3 separate regions of the Homo sapiens genome follow, and regions 1 and 2 are each linked to region 3. Evidence: read pairs that join two places in POLR2A ChIA-PET (ENCODE). Cell type or tissue: OCI-LY7. All regions are shown on one strand. Region 1 overlaps RAPGEF1 (Rap guanine nucleotide exchange factor 1). Region 2 has its middle 4.2 kb from the start of RAPGEF1. Region 3 overlaps RAPGEF1 (Rap guanine nucleotide exchange factor 1).

Region 1 (2,500 bases), 52 kb after region 3:
AAGGGTATGAAATCCCCCTTCTTGCAGTGCTCAATGCAACTTGTAAGTTACTTTGTACACGAGGACCTTGAATGTCTTGTGGTTTTTAACTGTCACAAATGCAACACTCTGTGATCATTTCACCTCCAGAGCTGAACGAAGATGATTTAATTAATCCCCGAAAGTCACCCCGCAAGGAGAAACTGGGGAGGTGTCCCTTGAGACAGGGCAAAAAATATACCTGTTGGTGTATCAGCCCTGCTGTGGCTCTGACATATACCACAGCCTGCAAGCACAGGCCCATTCCTTCCAGACAGACTCAAATTAAAATCAGGGCCTCCTGGTCTGCCTGCATGCACTGGGATATGTGTAGCTGAAATGAATTGCCCTCTACTCTTCCTACGAGTGATCACTTCAAAAGTTTATTACTTAATTGTAAAAACCTACTCCCTGGACTTCAGCTTTCTTAGAGAGAGAAAGAGAAAGAACAAACCAGCCTAAAAGGAAATACCTCAATAGTCAGGGACCTCCCCTTCTCTGTGAGTGCTGAGGTTTGAATTTTAGTTACCAGATTACCATTTTTAAAGAAATGGTCACTTTAGAGTAGAAGGCGACCTGAAGTAAGAACAAAAGCTAAGATTTATCGAGCACTTCTTATGTGTCCAGACTCTGATTAAATGCTTATGTACATCATCTCGTTTAATTCTCCCTCAATACCATAAGGTAGGTACTGTTAGGATTTTCCCCATTTTACAGATAAGGAAAAACTGAGAGTTAGACAAGACAGAGTGACATGCCCAAGATCCCACAACAATGACACAGGAGGGCTGGTATCTAAAGCCACAGCTAGAGGACCTGAAGCACATGCTCTCAGACACTGTTCTGTACTGGCTCACTGCACAGATGGAAAGACAGGGTTGGGGAGGGGCACTGATCCAGTGCATCAGTGCAGGCCCAGGGGCCATGAGGCAGGTCTCCCACCTCTCAGCTCAGGCTCATGCTGCCTCTAACACGGATGAGGGTGTGAGAGCCAAGATCAAAAGTCTCCTGTACACAACGCAGGTGGTGGCTGACTGTCAGTTCCCCAAGGGCACTGACGCCTCAGCCCTCTCAGTACCCTCTCCTCCCCTGGCAGGCTGCTTGACACTCAGTGACAGCCAGTGTTGGGTGGGTGGGTGGGTGGAACTACTTTAACTCGTAAGGGCCACTTCCTACCGTTGTGCCATCTGTGAAAGGTTTCTCCAAAGCAGATTCTCATGCAATATTTTCAGCAAATGTACTTTTTAAGCCACTTCAATAATGGAGAAACCAGGGGCTTCTTCATAAATCTGTAGGCAGATGTGGTGCCACCTTAACAGTCCTACAGAGAGGCTGGAAAGCCCCGGGGGAACCCCAGAGTACATTCCAACCCAAGGCAGTGGTGGTGCCGGCAAGTCAGCCCTAGACCCCAGGAAGGGGAGAGAAGTGAAACTCCAGTTCTCAGCAATACACAACCCACCCCTGGCGAGTCACTTCCCTCTTGCTGCCTCCCTTTCCTCAACTGTCAAATGGGCACAATACCTGCCATTGCTGACTCTTTATAAGAACAGAATTAATTAAATCACACACACACGTCTGAAGGTAAAGCTCCTAGCATCGTTCCCGGCACACAGGAAATAATAAATGTGAGCTGCCATCATCCTCATCTGGGAAAAATCTTGGGCAACTCCATACTTATGATAAGAAACAAATTGGCTGGGCGCAGTGGCTCACGCCTGTAATCCCAGCACTTTGGGAGGCCGAGGCGGGCAGATCACGAGGTCAGGAGATCGAGACCATCCTGGCTAACATGGTGAAACCCCGTTTCTACTAAAAATACAAAAAATTAGCCAGGCGAAGTGGTGGGCACCTGTAGTCCCAGCTACTCAGGAGGCTGAGGCAGGAGAATGGCGTGAACCCGGGAGGTGGAGCTTGCAGTGAGCCGAGACTGCATCACTGCACCCCAGCCTGGGCAACAGAGCGAGACTCCCTCTCAAAAAAAAAAAAAAAAAAAAAAAGAAACAAATTAACAAAGCCCAAAACAACAAAGAAACTAATGTGTACAAAAATGTTTCAAAAGCTATTTTGATGATTAGTTAAGTGCTATCCAACATTTACTGCCATTAAAAATCATCAACAAAACAAGCCTCAATAAGTCCACCCCACATACTGCAGTCTAGACTCCCAAAGAACCAGCCTTAGGCTGGGAGGTGGCTCACACCTGTAATCCCAGCACTTTGGGAGGCTGAGGCGGCGGATCACAAGGTCAGGAGTTCAAGACCAGCCTGGCCAAAGAGACCAGCCTGGTCAACATGGTGAAACCCCATCTCTACTAAAAATACAAAAATTAGCCGGGCGTGGTGGCGGGCGCCTGTCATCCCAGCTACTTGGGAGGCTGAGGCAGAAGAATTGCTTGAACCTGGGAGGGGGAGGTTGCAGTGAGCCGAGATCACCCCATTGCACTCCAGCCTGGGCAACAGCAGAGTGAGACTCCATCTCAAAA
Region 2 (2,500 bases), 67 kb after region 3:
TGCAAATGGACATTATGGTAAATCAGGGTCACAGAACTTACTTAATAAAGGCTATTCATCAAAGATGTTTATAACTATAGTAGAACACACACAAGGTAATGAAGCAAACGGATTCCCAAAGCCCAGTTCTGGCTGACTTGGAACCTTCTCATGAGCTGCTCCTGCTGTCTAGAATGTTCCCTCCCCTCCTCTCCACTTGGCTGGTCCCAGTCATCTTTTGCTTCTTAGTTTCACTGTCACTTCTATGGAGAATGCTTCCCTGACACGCCCCAACAGGGCCATCCTCCTGTACTGATTAGGAAACTTGATTTCACTCTCAGAAACCTAGCTCTGCTATTGCTTACAGCAAGAAGGGCATTTTTTGAAGATCATAATTAGTAAACCAGGTGTACAATTAGGTCCAAATGCAGCTAACCCAGGCTCTGGAACAAGGCCATTGGTCCTCTATGTTGGTTCCCTTCTCAGGTCATCTTTCTCTACAAGGTAGCAAAGGGTGAAGCTGGGCACCAGCAGTCCTGGGCCTGTCACCTGCCTGCTTAACAACCCCAATGGACAAAGAGGATCTCTTTCCTCATTGTTTCAAAGAGAGCCCCATGGCAGAGTCTAATTAGCTCAGTTTGAGTCACACGTCTATCCCCAGGCCAATGACTGCAGGAATGGGGTAGAATATGTGACTTGGCCAGCCTAGGAATTGTGCCAATTGTGAGAAAACTTGGGAGCAGAGGCTGTGGAACAGCCTAGCATCTCAGGAAGCTGAAGCAAGAGAATCACTTGAGCCTAGGAGTTCAAGCCTGTAGGGTGCTATGATCACACCTATGAATAGCTACTGCACTCCAGCCTGGGCAATAGAGTGAGACCTGTGTCTGAAAACAAAATAAATTGTAAGATAACAGAAAATAAAGCCCTATTAAGACAAGGGGTCATGCCGGGCTCTTGTACTGCGGCAGCACCAACTCCAGCAGAGGGAAGGGGCTCAGTCAACACTCGGGTGGGTGCTGTCAGGCCTTCTCCCAACATTCCAGGGAAGGATGGGGTGAGCCAGGTGACCACTCTACCCTAGCAGCTCTCCAGACTCCATGGTGGAAGATGGAAGAAATAGTTAGGTGGCTCTGAGCCTGCTCACAGAGACTATTTTAGATGGGGGCCCCTTGCAAAAGCGCCACATCCTCTTCTTGCGTTTGCAGACAACACTCAGCTATTCAGACAACAGGAACTCCACGAGACTCGGGTAGAAAACAGCCAGAGTGAGGCTGGTGGCCAGGGGCCCACCTCAGCTTGGATTGGTGGGATCTGTTAGCAGGCACCTGCCTGAACTCCCAGACACCACTGTCCGTTCCCTGTGGACAGAGAGTATTGCTTCATTACATCACCATTGTAGATCAGAGGAGGAGGTGAAACCATTACTAACAGGAGTCATGGGAATGAGGGCTGATGCTTCCTGAGGGCTGCCTGTGGCTGGGCACTGCTCAGTCACTGCCTCAATCCTGACATGAATCCTGGGAGGGCGGGGTCTAGATAAGAGAGTGTTTGTTTGGTCACGTGTTGTAGATACCTACTTAATGTTGGCAAAGGGGAATCTATTGGTAAAAAAAAAGAATGTCTCATAGGTAGAACCAAAGGGCAGGAAATTCAATACCTCGCCAGCAACTGAACTGCACGTAACAATCACTCACTTTCCCACACATCCCGAGGCCACTTCCTTCCCCAGCTCAGCCGTGAGACCAGACCCGCTAAGGATGCTCAATCCAAACCCAAGTTCCAGGAGAGAGGAGCTGATTGGCCCAGCTGGGGTCAGTGGTCCACCCCTGGCCCAGTTGGGTCTGGCCAGGTGGGTGGGGTTATGTAGGAAGCTGAAGGCCTGAGGGACGCGTGACCAACTCAGCATTCCACTGGAGTCTATATGATCAAACAGCAAACTGTTTATCATGAATGCAAGATGTGAACAAGCTCACGACTGCTCTTGCAGACAGAAGGTTTCCTGGAGGCAATCACTCCCTGGGGCCAAGGCTATCTACTGCGACATCTAGAGCCTGTTGTTCGAGGAATGCAGTCTTACAAGCCTACTCTGGGCCAAGCAGCTGACCCCTTCTTCCACCCCAGTTCTCACTACCTCTTTTGCCTAATAAATACAGAGGGCTGTGTAAAGCTCAGAGCTCTTGTCCACTAGAGGCAAGGTGCCCCCTGACCCCTTCTTCCAAATATACTCTTTTGTCTCTTGCCTTTTATTTCCGTGTTCGCCCCCTTTGTTCAGTCGCCCTAGGTCGGTGCGGGTTACATAGTGGCGCCCCGAACAGTGACAGAATCGGGCTCACAACAGGGTTACATGGTACAAACACAACTGCTAGAGGCTACACTTGTGGGTCCAGTTCTCAGCAAAGGAGGGCTTAGCATAGGTGTACCCTGCATCCTCTATGGCTTGTATTAACTCCATGTGGCTTAGTGGGAGACACGAAGACACATTTCTAGTAAGTGGTGGGGCTGGAACTCACACAGGTCAGCC
Region 3 (2,500 bases):
GGGAATCACCTGTGTGGGGGACTGAGTCCCCTTCAAGGCAGCTGAGCCCCAAGCACCCCGGCTGTGCTAAGATCTCCAAGATGGGCAAGAAAATCTGGGGACACAACTGCCAAACAATGAGAAAACTTAACTTGGCTCCCAGCCCAACCACGTCCTTTGATGGGTAGCAGATGCCACAAAGAGTGGCTGGTGCAGCTAACACATACCTGGAACGACACCTCCTGTCCTCTTGTTCTGTTCCAAGGTTGTCAGGCTGGGACGAAATCCCAAGAAAGAAATGGGCATGTGGTCACTATCATAGCAGACTGCCAGTTAGGGACATCAGAATATATTTCTCTGTCCTCAAGTTAGGAAGTGAGAGGACAAACCTGGCCTTCTGTGTTGTTTCAGCCACTAATTGGTTTTGTCAATTAGGCAAAACATAATTTCTCTAAGCCTCTTTTCTCATCCACAGGCATTAGCCTAGTCAGCGGTTCTCAAAGTGTGGTCCTGAACCAACAACGACGGCAGCTTCACCAAGAGACTTCTTAGAAATGCAAATTCTTGGGCCCATGCCACACCTACAGAAGCAGACACTCTGGGGGTAGGCCCAGCAATCTGTTTTAACAAGCTCTCCAGGTGATTCTGATACACAGTAAGTTGGAAGACCACTGGCCTAGCTGATGTCCCTTTTTATTGTTTTAGAAACCATCCTTCCTTACGGCCTCCTATCTGTAGTGCTACTGACTTCATTTACCCCAAACAAATATTTACAAAGTTTCTACTATGTGCTAGGAACTGGGGACACCAGGGGAACTTACACGTCTGCTTTGTGTTTAAGTTCTCATCACAATAAACGTGCACGCAGCTTGTTGGCTGGTTGTTCACTGAGTAAGCAGCACAACTGTATTTTCCAGCAACTTGCCTCTTTAGCCATGATCTTCTTCCAAAACTTACTGTACTTTTAAAATTAAAGAGCTCTGCATGCAAGTAGAGATGCAATGTGCTAACAAATACAATGTTACTGTATTGCTGATGATAAAAGAAAGAGATTATGGATGTCCAATTAACATAAGCACAGGAATCAACTGGAAAATTTCTAGAAGGAAATATAGAAAAGAGTAACACAGACAACATTCCTTTCTCCTAAAACTATTTTAGTGACTCACAGTGCTCACGGGTCTTGAATGTTATTCTAGGCACAAAATAACAAACACCAAGTGACATTTTTAGCAGTCCATTTTGCTTCAGGATATATACACAGGAAATGCAAAAGCAAAAACAAAAGCTAAAATGCTCTACCCTAAGAGGAAAGACGCAACCAAACTACCATAATATTAAAAACAGGACTAAAATTAGCTTCCTCCCTTACGCTTAAGGGTCTTACTAAAAACATCTGCCAACAGCTTTTCTTCCTCTCTCCTCTGCTCAAGCAGACCAGGGAAGGCAAATGAAACAGGCTCAGAAGACAAACAAGCGGCCAGCTGCTGCAGAGCTCGGCCTTAACACGAGTCTTGGTCTGCATCAATCCCACAAAGATTCACTCCAGGCCAGAACTAAATTCTCCTAAGTCAAAACTACATCATGGGATTTGACCCTTTTGAGTAGAAGCAGAAATCAGAGTTCTCACCCAGAGCACAGGTCAACAAGCTCTTGTCTGCACTAGTTAAAACAACTCACCTAATAATTAATAGAACATACTCACAGCTGTTTCTGCTTAGAATCGAGGTCAACGCAAACCACGGAGCTAATGTGCAAAGTTACAAAGCAATTCCTCCCCTAATGGTAGGTATTTATTTAGAAAACACTAAGCACACAGCAAATGAGACACTTTAAAAGCAAACAGAGTCAGAAGCTTAGAACTCAAGATTTACTGCAACTGAGTTGTATTCGTTTGGTTCTAAGTTTCCTAGTGGCAAAGGTAAAAAGGTAAATAAGATAGGTTTTGTCCATTAAAAGAAAGTAAATAAACTCAACAGAAGAGGGACTTTTCCTAGCACAACATTCTAGAAGGAATTTCAAGAAGAATGTAAAGTAACTTTGAATCTGGTCTTCAACTTTGCTTTTACAAGATCTATGATGTTCTTCAAATAACAATTTAATATTTTCACTCTACAAAAAATCAATAGTCTGATAACTTTATATCAATACACATTTCTTAGAGAATCTAAACCACTAGTATAAGCCAGTGTGCTGTTTTCAGGAGCTCTAACTTAATCCAGCTGTAACCCTCAAGAGCTTAACAGAAATATGTTCCTCCCCATCTATTTTTGGCAGAAGTGAGACGGTGATCACATCAACACTGAGCTCTGAGGCCCAATGTTTGCAGCTCAGAGCGGTTAAGTGCTGATGACTAAGGCCTGACACACACCCGTGCCCACAGGGACTGTCAGCACTGCAGGTACTAGCAGGACCTCAGGGGTGCAAAAGGACACCCAATCAAACAACACACCAGGAGGCCAGCCTCCATGATGGGGGGTGCCGGGGGCACAGGCAGCCCTCTTCCTCCTCAGAGCACCTT

The links. Peaks named below come from ENCODE experiments on the same cell type or tissue, not always from the same donor. Only the 100,000 strongest peaks of a DNase experiment are listed, where the experiment ranks them.
Region 1: POLR2A ChIA-PET joins it to region 3 with 48 read pairs; 22 of 35 experiments call an interaction of 5 or more read pairs at or near these places.
Region 2: POLR2A ChIA-PET joins it to region 3 with 15 read pairs; 22 of 35 experiments call an interaction of 5 or more read pairs at or near these places.

What each region holds. Positions count from the first base shown.
Region 1 is chr9:131,728,202-131,730,701 of GRCh38, forward strand. All of the region lies in intron 1 of RAPGEF1 (Rap guanine nucleotide exchange factor 1), which reads right to left. Among named protein-coding and RNA genes, the nearest start is that of RAPGEF1, 11 kb to the right of the region's middle. RefSeq lists enhancers at 747-856, 1,127-1,506, 1,557-1,706. In OCI-LY7, no CTCF peak of the experiment used is centred here; DNase peaks (open chromatin) are centred at 163, 524, 1,050 and 1,420; H3K4me3 peaks cover 2,143 bases; H3K27ac peaks cover 2,500 bases.
Region 2 is chr9:131,743,055-131,745,554 of GRCh38, forward strand. No RefSeq gene overlaps it. Among named protein-coding and RNA genes, the nearest start is that of RAPGEF1, 4.2 kb to the left of the region's middle. RefSeq lists an enhancer at 1,261-1,320. In OCI-LY7, no CTCF peak of the experiment used is centred here; a DNase peak (open chromatin) is centred at 1,177; H3K4me3 peaks cover 1,101 bases; H3K27ac peaks cover 2,500 bases.
Region 3 is chr9:131,676,351-131,678,850 of GRCh38, forward strand. The region is part of intron 1 of RAPGEF1 (Rap guanine nucleotide exchange factor 1); the gene reads right to left. Among named protein-coding and RNA genes, the nearest start is that of RAPGEF1, 62 kb to the right of the region's middle. RefSeq lists enhancers at 2,102-2,151, 2,492-2,500. In OCI-LY7, no CTCF peak of the experiment used is centred here; DNase peaks (open chromatin) are centred at 541, 1,361 and 2,311; H3K4me3 peaks cover 2,500 bases; H3K27ac peaks cover 2,500 bases.